Linked DNA regions of Homo sapiens: region 1 is linked to region 2. A link is a contact called in ENCODE Hi-C or POLR2A ChIA-PET data. All regions are on one chromosome and are shown on one strand. Each heading gives the region's core, a stretch centred on a gene start or an enhancer-like site at or near the end of the contact. The rest is flanking DNA. Distances are from core to core; before and after follow the strand shown.

Evidence for each region. Hi-C counts contacts between places; a loop is a spot of excess contacts on that map. ChIA-PET counts read pairs that join two places held with the same protein, here RNA polymerase II (POLR2A). Pooled maps may share reads with other maps.
Region 1: a loop to region 2 is called in a map with no recorded cell type, with 2.3 times the contacts of the local background. The contact joins two enhancer-like sites. A Hi-C loop is called at or near these places in 2 of 168 maps with a recorded cell type or tissue (CD4-positive, alpha-beta T cell and Caco-2), 2 of 37 single-sample maps with no recorded cell type and 2 of 50 pooled maps. POLR2A ChIA-PET finds 5 or more read pairs at or near these places in 5 of 52 experiments (MCF 10A, OCI-LY7, Panc1 and 2 more).

What each region holds. Positions count from the first base shown.
Region 1 is chr9:565,409-571,738 of GRCh38, reverse strand. The region is part of intron 1 of KANK1 (KN motif and ankyrin repeat domains 1); the gene reads right to left. Among named protein-coding and RNA genes, the nearest start is that of KANK1, 64 kb to the right of the region's middle. Within about 2 kb of position 1,343, at least 3 of the 41 ENCODE cell types and tissues checked have a DNase peak (open chromatin) inside an H3K27ac peak, as active enhancers do.
Region 2 is chr9:526,959-532,478 of GRCh38, reverse strand. The region is part of intron 1 of KANK1 (KN motif and ankyrin repeat domains 1); the gene reads right to left. Among named protein-coding and RNA genes, the nearest start is that of KANK1, 25 kb to the right of the region's middle. Within about 2 kb of position 1,603, at least 3 of the 41 ENCODE cell types and tissues checked have a DNase peak (open chromatin) inside an H3K27ac peak, as active enhancers do.

The DNA.
Region 1 (6,330 bases), core at 94-2,593, 40 kb before region 2:
TTCTCAGCTGAGACTCTATAGTCCAACTGTATTTCTGGCATTCATTCAAAAAAGCCAAACTGTTAAGTCTCTAAATGTAAATTTATATGAGATTAAAAAGTGCCTGGGAATGAGACAGTTATCTTAGTCACGTTTTTCTTTTTAAAAAACGTTTTTAAAATTTTTTTTTTTTTTATTTAGAAGTGAAGCATAGCTGTTTCCTTGCCTACTACAAAGAAAAAAGTAATCTACCTTGTTAAATAACATGTGACTTCCTTGGCTAAATCTTAACAAGCAATACATTCCTGACTAAGGCTTTTTATTTTATTATTTTTCCAGTGTAGGTGTTGAGAATTTTCATTAAAAAGGGCTCCAACACTGGAACAAATCCATTAACACGTGTTGCCAAAGGAACACTCTGTAACTTCTGCATTATCATACCCTCTAGCAATTGTCAACAATCTCTCTGGCAAAGGCTTCCTCTGGTTTATACATAACTGTATCGAGTATTTCTGTTTGCCTTGCTAACAATGCCTTTTCTTGCAGAGAAGACATATGACACCACCATGTCACACAAAACACCCCACAGTGGAGCTGGTTTTCGATGGAGTGCTGGAACCATCAAGGGGCTAGGTCCCCAAGGAGATGGGCACTCTCTCATACCACAACAGAGGTGCAAACTGGTCCCATTTTTACAAGAAATCAATTTGACAAAATGTATCAAGGATCTTTAGAGTAGTTTTTTAAAAATATATATGTTTGTAACTCCTGACCCAAACATTTCACCTCTAATAATATACAGTAAGAAAATGATGTTCAAAAAAATTCCACACAGATTTCAGCACAAATATATTCACTGCCCATTATAATAGCAAAAAGTCAAAAACTTACATTATTATTAAAATAGTATGCAGAGATTAAGCATGTTTAGAAAGTCTCATGAAAAACTAAGCCAACGGGTCTTAAATGACTTTACTAAATTCACATGAAAAGCAACATAATTTAGGCATTATCTAATTAGCATGCATATTTCCTAAAAACTTACAAAAACTACAAATTTTCAAAGGCTTGGTATAGATGACAATTAGTGTAAGTTACTGGAGGCAAGTGGTGTTAAAAAGGAGAATAAGTCTCCAATGCTCAGTTTCCATAATCGAATGAAGCAGCATGCACTCACATTTTATCAACAGCATTTAGAAAATTATTTCTGCCTTTTATGCTGATGAAAGATCCTCTAACAGATTAACTTTCTGGTAAGAGTACCTCAGAGACAGGGTCTAGGTCACAGATTAGGCTTCTAGGGACCTGTGTCTAGATTTCTGTTTATACGGCGAGCTGTACACCCAGCTGGGCCCACTGGACAACAGTGCAGCCATCAGTGCAACTGCCAGCAAACCTCTCTTATCTCAACACTGTTAACTATGCTCAAAAAGCAAGTCAAGGCTTTCTATTCGGGGCTTACTAAGGACATCAAATTTTCATTGTGACGAAAATACAGCTACGGATTTAAAATTTTAAGTCTACATTATCTCCACAAAAACATTTTGTCCCCAAATGTACACACACAATCATACTAGGCCAAAGAATAATACATTCTCCAAAGTAGCAATGAGAGAGCACTCTCCAAGCACAGATTAAAACAAAGCCATCACAGAAACAACAGACATCTAAACAAACAAAAAACCCAATACAAGGAGAAAAAAACTATTCTATTCTCCTAAATAATTGTTTTAAAAAACATAAATCCTAATACGAGACTGTGTTGAAAGTAATGAAAAGGCCTGGGGTGGGGAAGGTGTATAATGAATGAAAACAGAAACCTTACAACGTATCAAGTGTTACGGAATCTGATGAAGGTTGAGAACAGAGAAAAATGTAAGCCCTAAATAATTAACATAAGTGAACTACATATTGAAATGAGAAAAAAAAAACACCCAATCTGTTTGAAAAATGATTACAAAATACTTCACTAATAATGAATGCATTAATAGAAAAAATAGAAGTGAAATTCAAAAGCTTCCTTGAAAAGCCAACCAGAGAAGTAAACTTCTGGTAAGTCTAGATGAAAGAAAAGTGAACACAATTAGAATATACGTATTGTCTCAGTCAATTTTCTGTTGCTTATAACAGAATACCTGAAACTGGGTAATTTATACAGAAAAGGTATTTATTTCTTACAGGTACAAAGGCTGAGAAGTCCAAAGTCTAGGGCTGCATCTGGTGAGGGCCTTCTTGCTGGTGGGGACTTGACAGAGTCTGGAGGCAGCACAGGGAATCACATGGTGAGGCGGCCGAGTGTGCTAGCTCAGGTCCCTTCCTCTTCTTAAAAGCCACCAGCCCTACTCCCCTGATAACCCATTAATCCATTAATCCATGAATGGATTAATCCATTCATGAGGGCAGAGCCACCTCTTAAAGGCCCCACCTCTCAATATTGCCACATTGGGGGTTAAGTTTCAACATGAGATTCACATGGGACATTCAAACCTTAGCAAGCACTATAACATACTGAGGGACCATAAATAGGAGACGAACATATAGAGATAGGAAGCTATGTTTTTTGAGACAAAGTTGATAAAACAGAGGGGAGGCAGGAAGAAAGGAAGGCAGGTGGGCAGGACTGGGTCAGGCAGCTGGATACAGTAGTGTGTCAGGCAGATACTGAGAAGATACCTCTGCACTAACAGCCTCCCAATGCCCCACAGTGGAGCTGGTCCCCAGCTGAACCTCTACAGGTGGGTAGAAGAGCACCAGAGCCATTCCTCCCTCCCCAGGAGCTCTGTCTACAGTGAGCTACATACTCAAATATACCCCGATGAGTGTGGAAATCGATCCCATTTTTAAAAGATATAAATTTGGCAAAACATATTAAGGGTTTTTTAAGTGGTCATGATCTTTTAAAATGTGACTTCTGACCTGTAATTTTGCTTCTAATCATACACATACTAAGGAAATAATGTTTTTAAAAAATCAACCTTGGCCAGGCATGGTGGCTCACACCTGTAATCCCAGTGCTTTGGGAGGTTAAGGTGGGAGGCCAGGAGTTCGAGATCAGCCTGGGCAACATATTGAGATTTTGTCTCTACAAAAAAATTTTAGAAAATTAGGCAGGCATGGTGATGCACACCTGTAGTCCTAGCTATTCAGCAGGCTGAGGCGGGATGATAGCTTGAGCCCAGGAGTTTGAGGTTAAAGCATGCCATGACTGCACCACTGCACTCCAACCTGGGCAACAGAGTGACGATCATGCCACTGCACTCCAGCCTGGGTCACAGAGCAAGTCTCTGCCTCTATGGGAGAGACAGGAAAAAAACCCCACAGACTTACACATAAATACATCCACTGCCTCACTACTGTAAAAATTTCAGAAACTTAATAATTTGTTAAATTATGATACATATCTTAAACATGTTTATGAAGATTAAGGAAATGCTTACTTTATAAAGTTAGGTTGAAAACTGGGTATGATGTTGAAGATTTTAAACAAAAATATAAAAATGAATGGAAGGGACTATATCAACATTTGAATATTTTTGCCTTTGGTGTAAAAAATCTTGAGAAGTTGATTTTTAACATGCATTATAGATAAGGTAGTGGTTATAACCACATCAAGATAAATGTAAACTATTCTCACACAGGATCACTCTCTACCTCATACTTCACTCATCTGTGAATTTAGTCAAATTAACTCTTGAGCTTTGTTTTCTTCTCTGTAAAATGAAGATAATCATAGCTACCTGATATGGGCACAAAGAAAAAAAAAAACCAACAATGCCAAGCGTTGAACTTTGGCACTCTCTCTTTGGAAGACTGTAAGTTTTGTCCATGCTGGTGACTTTGGAGCCAGTTTTAAAAATTAACTCTAAATTCAATACCACTGGGCCTCTTAAAGTTATAAAACATCTGCAAACTTCTATACTGCAAGAACGTACTCAAATGAGAGACTCTAATTCTGATAAGCTCGGGCATCTCCCTGGGTAACCAATAAATTTTAAAATGGGCCAACACTGCACCAAAGTTCCATGAGGAAGGGACTTATCAAGAAGTGCTGCCTTTCAGAGGAAAACATTCTCATGGATGACTTGGTTTCACATTTCCAAACATGTTTCATTTATATGGCACATTCAAACTAAGAAATGCTGCAAAAGTTCTCTTTGCTGGCTCCAATCAATGCAGAAGGTACTTAGAAGAGGGAAGTGAAACTGCTTTTGCAAAACTGTGACAGTAAGAGATATCTGACCCTTGCTTCTAACCTCCAAGTTGTCCTTCGTCATTCCTGGGCATGGGCAAAGCTAACTTCGGGGAAAATTTAGTTTATAGTTTAACTTTAAAGCAAGAATGAGAATAGCACTTTCCAAAACTAAATCAACTTTGTAAAGCTAATGAAACACCACAAGGTTAGGGTTATGAGAAGGGCCTGAATTCTGCTAAGATGTAGGCATAGAAGGCAATCCTAAGCAAAAAGAACAAAGCTGGAGGCATTACACTACCCAACTTCAAACTACACTACTGGGCTACAATAACCAAAACAGCATGGCACTGGTACAAAACCAGACACACAGACCAAGGGAACAGACGAGAGAACCCAGAAATAAGGCCGCATACCTACAACTATCTGATCTTTGACAAACCTGACAAAAACAAGCAATGGGGAAAGGACTCCCTGTTGAATAAATGGTGCTGTGATAACTGGCTAGCCATGTGCAGAAAATTGAAACTGGACCCCTTCCTTACATCATATACAAAAATCAACTCAAGAAGGATTAAAAACTTAAATGTAATACTCAAAAACCTGGATGATAACCTAAGCAATACCATTCCGGACATAGGAATGGGCAAAGATTTCGTGACGAGAATGTCAAAAGGAATTCCAACAAAAGCAAAAATTGACAAATGGGATCTAATTAAACTAAAAGGCTTCTGCACAGCAAAAGAAACTATCAACAAAGTAAACAGACAACCTACAGAATGGGAGAAAATTTTGGCAAACTATCCATCTGACAAAAGTCTAATATCCAGCACCTACACGGAACTTAAATTTATAAGAAAAAAACAACTCCATTAAAAAGTAGGCAAAGGCATGAACAGACACCTTTCAAAAGAAGACACACATGCGGCCAACAAGTATGTGGAAAAAAAGCTCAACATTACCGATCATTAGAGAAACGCAAATAACAACCACAAGGAGATACCATCTCGCACCTGTCAGAATGGCTATTATCAAGAAATCAAAACATAACAGGTGCTGGCGAGGTTGCAGAGAAAAAGGAACATTTACACAGTATTGGTGGAAGTATAAATTAGTTCAACCACTGTGGAAGACAATGTGATGAGTCTTCAAAGTTCTAAAAATATAACTCCCATTCCACCCAGAAATCCCATTACTGGGTGTACACCAAAAGAAATATAAATCATTCTATCATAAAGATGCATGCACACATATGCTCACTGCAGCACTATTCACAATAGCAAAGACATGGAATCAACCTAAACGCCCATCAGTGGTACAGTGGATAAAGAAAATGTGGAACATATACACCATGAAATACTATGCAGCCATAAAAAAGAATAAGATCATGTCCTTTGCATGGATAGCTGGAAGCCATCACCCACAGCAAACTAACGCAGGAACAGAAAACCAAATACTACACGTTGTCACTTATAAATGGGAGCTAAATGATGAGAACACATGGGCACATAGAGGACAACAACAGACACTGCAGCCTAATGGAGGGTGGAGGTTGGGGAGGAAGCAGAGGGTGAAGAAAAATAACTATGTATTATTAACTTAACACCTGGGTGATGAAACAATCTGTACAACAAACCCCCATGACACGAGTTTACCCATATTAACAAACCTGCACATGCACCCCTGAACCTAAAATAAAAGTTTTGTTAAAAGCGTAGGTATAAATGATAACCAGCCATTGTTCTGGAAGTCACAAGATTTGTAACTTCCCCAATTACTGTGGTAAATAGCATCACTCTTGCGGAACCTAAGATTGGCCTTTTGAGATGTCTTTTCAGACTGCTGCATTTTTGACGACTGGCTGACTCCACCTGGACCTGCGACTCATGACTCAACTGGTCCTATGGCCCCTAACCCAGAGGCAGACTCAGCAAATGAGGGCTGTTTTCCACACTCCTATGATGGCATCCCCAGCCAATCAGCAACATCCATTCTATAGTCCCCTGTCCACCGAACTATCCTTGAAAAACCTCAACCCCCAAAACTTCAGGGAGATTAATTTGAGTGATAACTCCATCTCCCATGCGGCTAGCCACCTCTTCGTCAATTAAACTCTTTCTTTACTGCAATACCATGGTCTCAGTGAACTGGAAGACCCTTTT
Region 2 (5,520 bases), core at 354-2,853:
GTTCTGGAGATGGATGGTGATGATGGTGGCACAACAATGTAAACATACTTAACATCAATGAACTATACACTCAAAATGATTGAAATGGTAAAAAAAAAAAAAAAAAAAAAAAAAGTGCTTGAGGCAGGAGAATCGCTTGAACCAGTGAGACAGAGGTTGCGGTGAGCCGAGATGGTGCCACTGCACTCCAGCCTGGGCAACAAGAGTGAAACTCTGTCTCAAAAAAAAAAAAAAAAAAAAAGACAAATGCTCTCAAACTCCTTTTAAATCTCTGTACACGAATGCTCTCAAACTCCTTTTAAATCTCTGTTCACCGTTATGCCTAAGTGGGGCCCAAGTCCCCTTTAGAGTCATCCAAGGAAAGGACTGACCACAGGGGCTCAGAGTGGCCCACAGACGATTTTACAGTCTAGTCTATAACGCCTCTGTGTTTGTGCTCATGTCCAATGAATGTTTTACACTTATTATCTTACAGGAAAAAAACAAGTTGTTGAAATTCCTCACTCATGTGCATGCTGCTTGGAGGCCAGGTGGATGTCTCAGGTGAGCATCTAGACAAAAGTTCTCTTCTCTCTTGGTATCACAATGTAACACAACAACAATCTGGCCCACACACACACAACACACACACACAGAAGCAGCCACATTTTTTCCCGATATATGGGCTATTTCAGAGTAACAGTGAGGACAGACGCCAGAAGGCGTTTTATTCTGCCACAGTTCAGAATAAAATGGTCTCTGGTTCACTACAGTCTCTTTTCTACATCTTAGGCAAATAAAGACTTTTTTCACAGAAAGAAAGGCACCAATGCTGCTGTACTCCAGTTAACTACTGATGCTGTATTTTCATCACCTGAGACTGGACCAAGAGTTGCATCTCAAATGACAGAGTCCCCACAATCAAATCTCTTTATCCAACTCTCAAATTGAGTTTTGCTTTGCAATTGTTGACCTATTTAATTGCTTTTTCTCTTCCTCAAGCCTGAATGTTCTGATTTGTAAGCCGATCTTGATCCCAAATTAAGTACTACTTTATTTTTACTTTTTTGAGACAGGGTCTCACTCTGTCACCCAGGATGGAGTGTAGGGGTACAATTACAGCTCACTGCAGCCTCCACCTCCTGGGTTTAAGCAACCCTCGCACCTCAGTCTCCTCAGTAGCTGGGACTATAGGCACGCACCACCACATCTGGGTATTTTTTATAGAGGGAAGGTTCTTGCTTTGTTGCCCAGGCTGGTCTCAAACTCCTGGCCTCAAGTGATCCTCCTGCATGGGCTTCCCAAAGTCCTGGGATTATAGGCATGAACCACTACACCCAGCCAATTAAGTACTTCTCACTATTGTTTTAGCATCTGTTTCCCCCTCATTGGAGGGATTTAAAAAAAAAAGGAAGCAAACCTTGAGTTAGAAAACTCTGACCTTTACCAGCCTAGGTCCCTAAACATTCTTTGAGTTACATAAAATATGATCAGTTTCCTTTAAAGTTTGCATAATTCATTTTTTAAAATTATTTTATTTTATTGAGATGTTGTCTCACTCTGTCACCCACGATGGAGTGCAGTGCCACAATCATGACTCACTGCAGCCTCAGCCTGCCAAGTAGCTGGAACTACAGGCATGCCCCACCACGTCTGGCTAATTTTGTATTTTTCATAGAGACAGAGTTTCATCATATTGTCCAGGCTGGTCTTGAACTCCTGGGCTCAAGCACTCCACCTTCCTGGGCCTTCCAAAGTGCTAGGATTATAGGCATGAGCCACCGCTCCCAGCCACATAATTCATTTTTAAATACCACTACAAAACTGACAATTAACATCAACAATAAAATATTTAATACAAGCCCAATCCTCCCTAATACAAACATATTCTTAACAATTAGAATAGTGTCACAACTAAAACATGAATAGCTCAACATCACAGAGCTAGGCAGAGCAACACAACAGAAGTCAAGAAACAGAAGTCAAGAAACAGACACATAGGCATGGGGGATTTAGTCAGAGGGAAAATGGACTATTAATAAATGACTGGGAAAACCAGTAGCCATCTGGGAAAAAAAGTAAACTTGGATCCATATGTACTAAAATAAATTCAATATGGATAAATAATTTAAATATAAAAATATTGAAACTACAAAAGTACCAAAAGAAACCCTGGACATTTTAAAAATAATAATTTTAAGATGGGGAACGCCTTTTTCTCTTCATGATATTAAATCCAAAGACTTTAAAATAAGCTGCTAATAAATTCACCAACATGGAAAAATGTAATATAACCCGAATCAAAAGATGAACAAACTGCAAACAACTCCAATTCTTATCACATGAGGGGCTTATTTCCCTTAGGTATAATGTCATACAACTTGGTAACAGCCCAATGGCAAAGGATATGAACAGTTCGCAGAAACACAAATACAAACAGCTCTTATAAATTTATGAAAATATGCTCATTCTCCTAAGAGAAATGCAAATTAAAAACAGATGAGATACCATTTTTTACTTAACAGATTGGTAAAGATTAAGAAATGTCATAACATACTGTACTGGCAACGATATAAAGAAACAAGTGCTTTCATGCCTTGCCTGTGAGAGCATAAGTTAGCACAGCTTCCATGAAAGGCAGCTGGAGTAACATCTGTGAGAAGTACAAATGCACATATGCATTCACCTGGTAATTCCATATTCATCACACATGGCACTATCACGTGTGAGCATAATACACGTACAAAGTTACCCCTTGCAGCATTGTTGGATGTAGCAAATCAATAGGAAACTGATTAAACAAAATATGGAGTTTAAAATCATACTATGCTGCTCTTTAAAATGATTTTAAAAAGAAACCCATACCTCCACATGGAGCAGTCTGAAGACACATGGTTCTATGAAAAAAAGATGCATAACAATATATGAAGTCTATTATCATCTGTGATTTCACAGGGAGAGAGAATATGATCATATACACACATTTTAAAAATATGTATGAGGCCGGGCGCGGTGGCTCACACCTGTAATCCCAGCACTTTGGAAGGCGAAGGCAAGTGGATCACGAGGTCGAGAGATCAACACCATCCTGGCCAACATGGTGAAAGCCCATCTCTACTGAAAATACAAAAATTAGCTGGGCATGGTGGCGCCATTGCACTCCAGCCTGGCGACAGAGCAAGACTCCGTCTCAAAAAAAAAAAAAGTGTATATATGTGTGTGTGTGTCTGTGTGTGTGTGTATATGTGTGTGTGTGTGTGTGTGTATATATATATATATTAACAGAGTTATCTCTGGAAGGAGGAATACCAGTTGCCTGTAAAGAGAGAATATGGTAGCTAGTACAGGAAGTGGGTGGCTTTTCACTATACACCTTTTACATCTTTTAAATCTGAGCCATGGGCCAGGCACAGTGGCTCACACCTGTAACCCCAGCACTCTGGGAGGCCAAGGCAGGAGGATCACTTGAGTCCAGGAGTTCAAGACCAGCCTGGGAAACATAGTGAGACCCTATCTCTACAACAAATAATAAATTAGCTGGACGTGGTGGTATGCACCTGTAGTCCCAGCTACTCGGGAGGCTGAGGTGGGATGATTGCTTAAGCCCAGGAGGTCAAGGCTGCAGTGAGCAGTGATCATAAGACTGCATTCCAGCCTGGCTTACAAATAAGATCCTGCCTCAAAGAAAAAAAAATTGAGACATATTAGCTTGAAAATGGCATGGTGGCTCATGCCTGTAATCCCAGCACTTTGGGAGGCCGAGGCGGCTGGATCACCTGAGGTCAGGAGTTTGAGACCAGCCTGGCCAACATGGTGAAACCAGGTCTCTACTAAAAATACAAAAATTAGCTGGGCATGGTGGCGGGCACCTGTAACGCAGCTACTTGAGAGGCTGAGACTGGAGAATTGCTTCAACCTTCAACCCAGAAGGCAGAGACTGCAGTGAGCCGAGATCAAGCCACTGCACTCCAGCCTGGGTGACAGAGTGAGACTCCGTCTCAAAAAAAAAAAAAAAAAAAAAAAAAAAAAAGTTATTTTTTAATTCAGTAAAATGGTTGTAAGGTAAAGCTGAGGAAATCCACCAGAAAATGGAATAAAAAGACCAAGACATAGAAAATAGGAGAGAAAAAGGTAAGATAATCAGAGGATTGCCCAGAAGGACCACCAACATTAGAAAATGCAAATTCAATGAAAAGAGGGAAAGTTATCTAAATATAATTTTTTAAATGTTCCAATAATTGAAAAACATTAAGTTCCCAGTTTGAGAAGGCCATTGTGTGCCCAGAAAAATGAATGCAAAAAGACCAATCAGAATACTTGGACAAAAAGAAAAATCCTAAAAAGTTTTTTTTTTTTTTTTCCCGAGACGGAGTCTCGCTCTGTTGCCCAGGCTCGATGGAGTGCAGTGGCACGATCTCGGCTCACTGCAAGCTCCACCTCCCGGGTTCATGCCATTCTCCCGCCTCAGCCTCCCGAGTAGCTGGGACTATACAGGCGCCCGCCACCACGCCTGGCTAATTTTTTGTATTTTTAGTACAGACAGGGTTTCACCATGTTGGCCAGGATGGTCTCAATCTCCTGACCTTGTGATCAGGAGTGCTGTGATTACAGGCATGAGCCATCGCGCCCCGCCCCTAAAAACTTTTAAAGAGAAGTGAGGGGAAACTCTATTTTTTTTTTTTTAATAAAAAGCTGGAACTTAAGGGAACAATCTCTTTAAAGTTCTGAGGGAAAAGGACTTTCAAACTAGAACTGTACACCTGGCCAAACTAGTAAGTGTGAAGGTAAAAGAAAAAAAAAAAAAAGACAATTTAGATATGCCAAATCTCAAGGAGACTATCTCCCTTGTAACCTTGTGCAGAAGCTGTTGGCCAATGCTCTCTACCAAGACCAGAGAGCAGCCGAGTGTAGTGGCTTACACCTGTAATTCCAGCACTCTGCGAGGCAGAGGTGGGCAGATCACCTGAGGTCAGGAGTTCAAGACTAGCCTGGCCAACATAGTGAAACCCCATCTCTACCAAAAATACATAATTAGCTGGGTGTGTTGGCGCCTGCCTGTAATCCCAGCTACTTGAGGGGCTGAGGAAGGAGAATCACTTCAAACTGGGTGGCGTAGGCTGCCGCGAGCCAAGATCGCGCCACTGCACTCCAGCCAGGGCGACAAGAGTGAAACTCCATTTCAAAAACAAACAAACAAACAAACAAAAAACACACAAAAACCAGAGACCAAAAGAAACCACAAAGGAGGAGGATACCATAGTATCCAGGGAAGAGAAACAGAGAGAAGGTACAGAACGGCCTGGAAACTTCAGAAGGGACGCCTTCAGGAAGAAAGGATGAATGGACAGCTACCCTGAGGTGTGCAAACACACAGAAAGGAAGGTTAGGCTTCAGTTTGGGAATGAGTCAGTGACAGGTACTTAAAACAAGCACTCAAAACAATGATTAACTCTGGGTGGGCAAAAGCTGTATGAGGAAGGAAATATTTAAATTACATGTCTTGGCTGTGAATTATTTCCAGTCTAAATAATACTATAAACA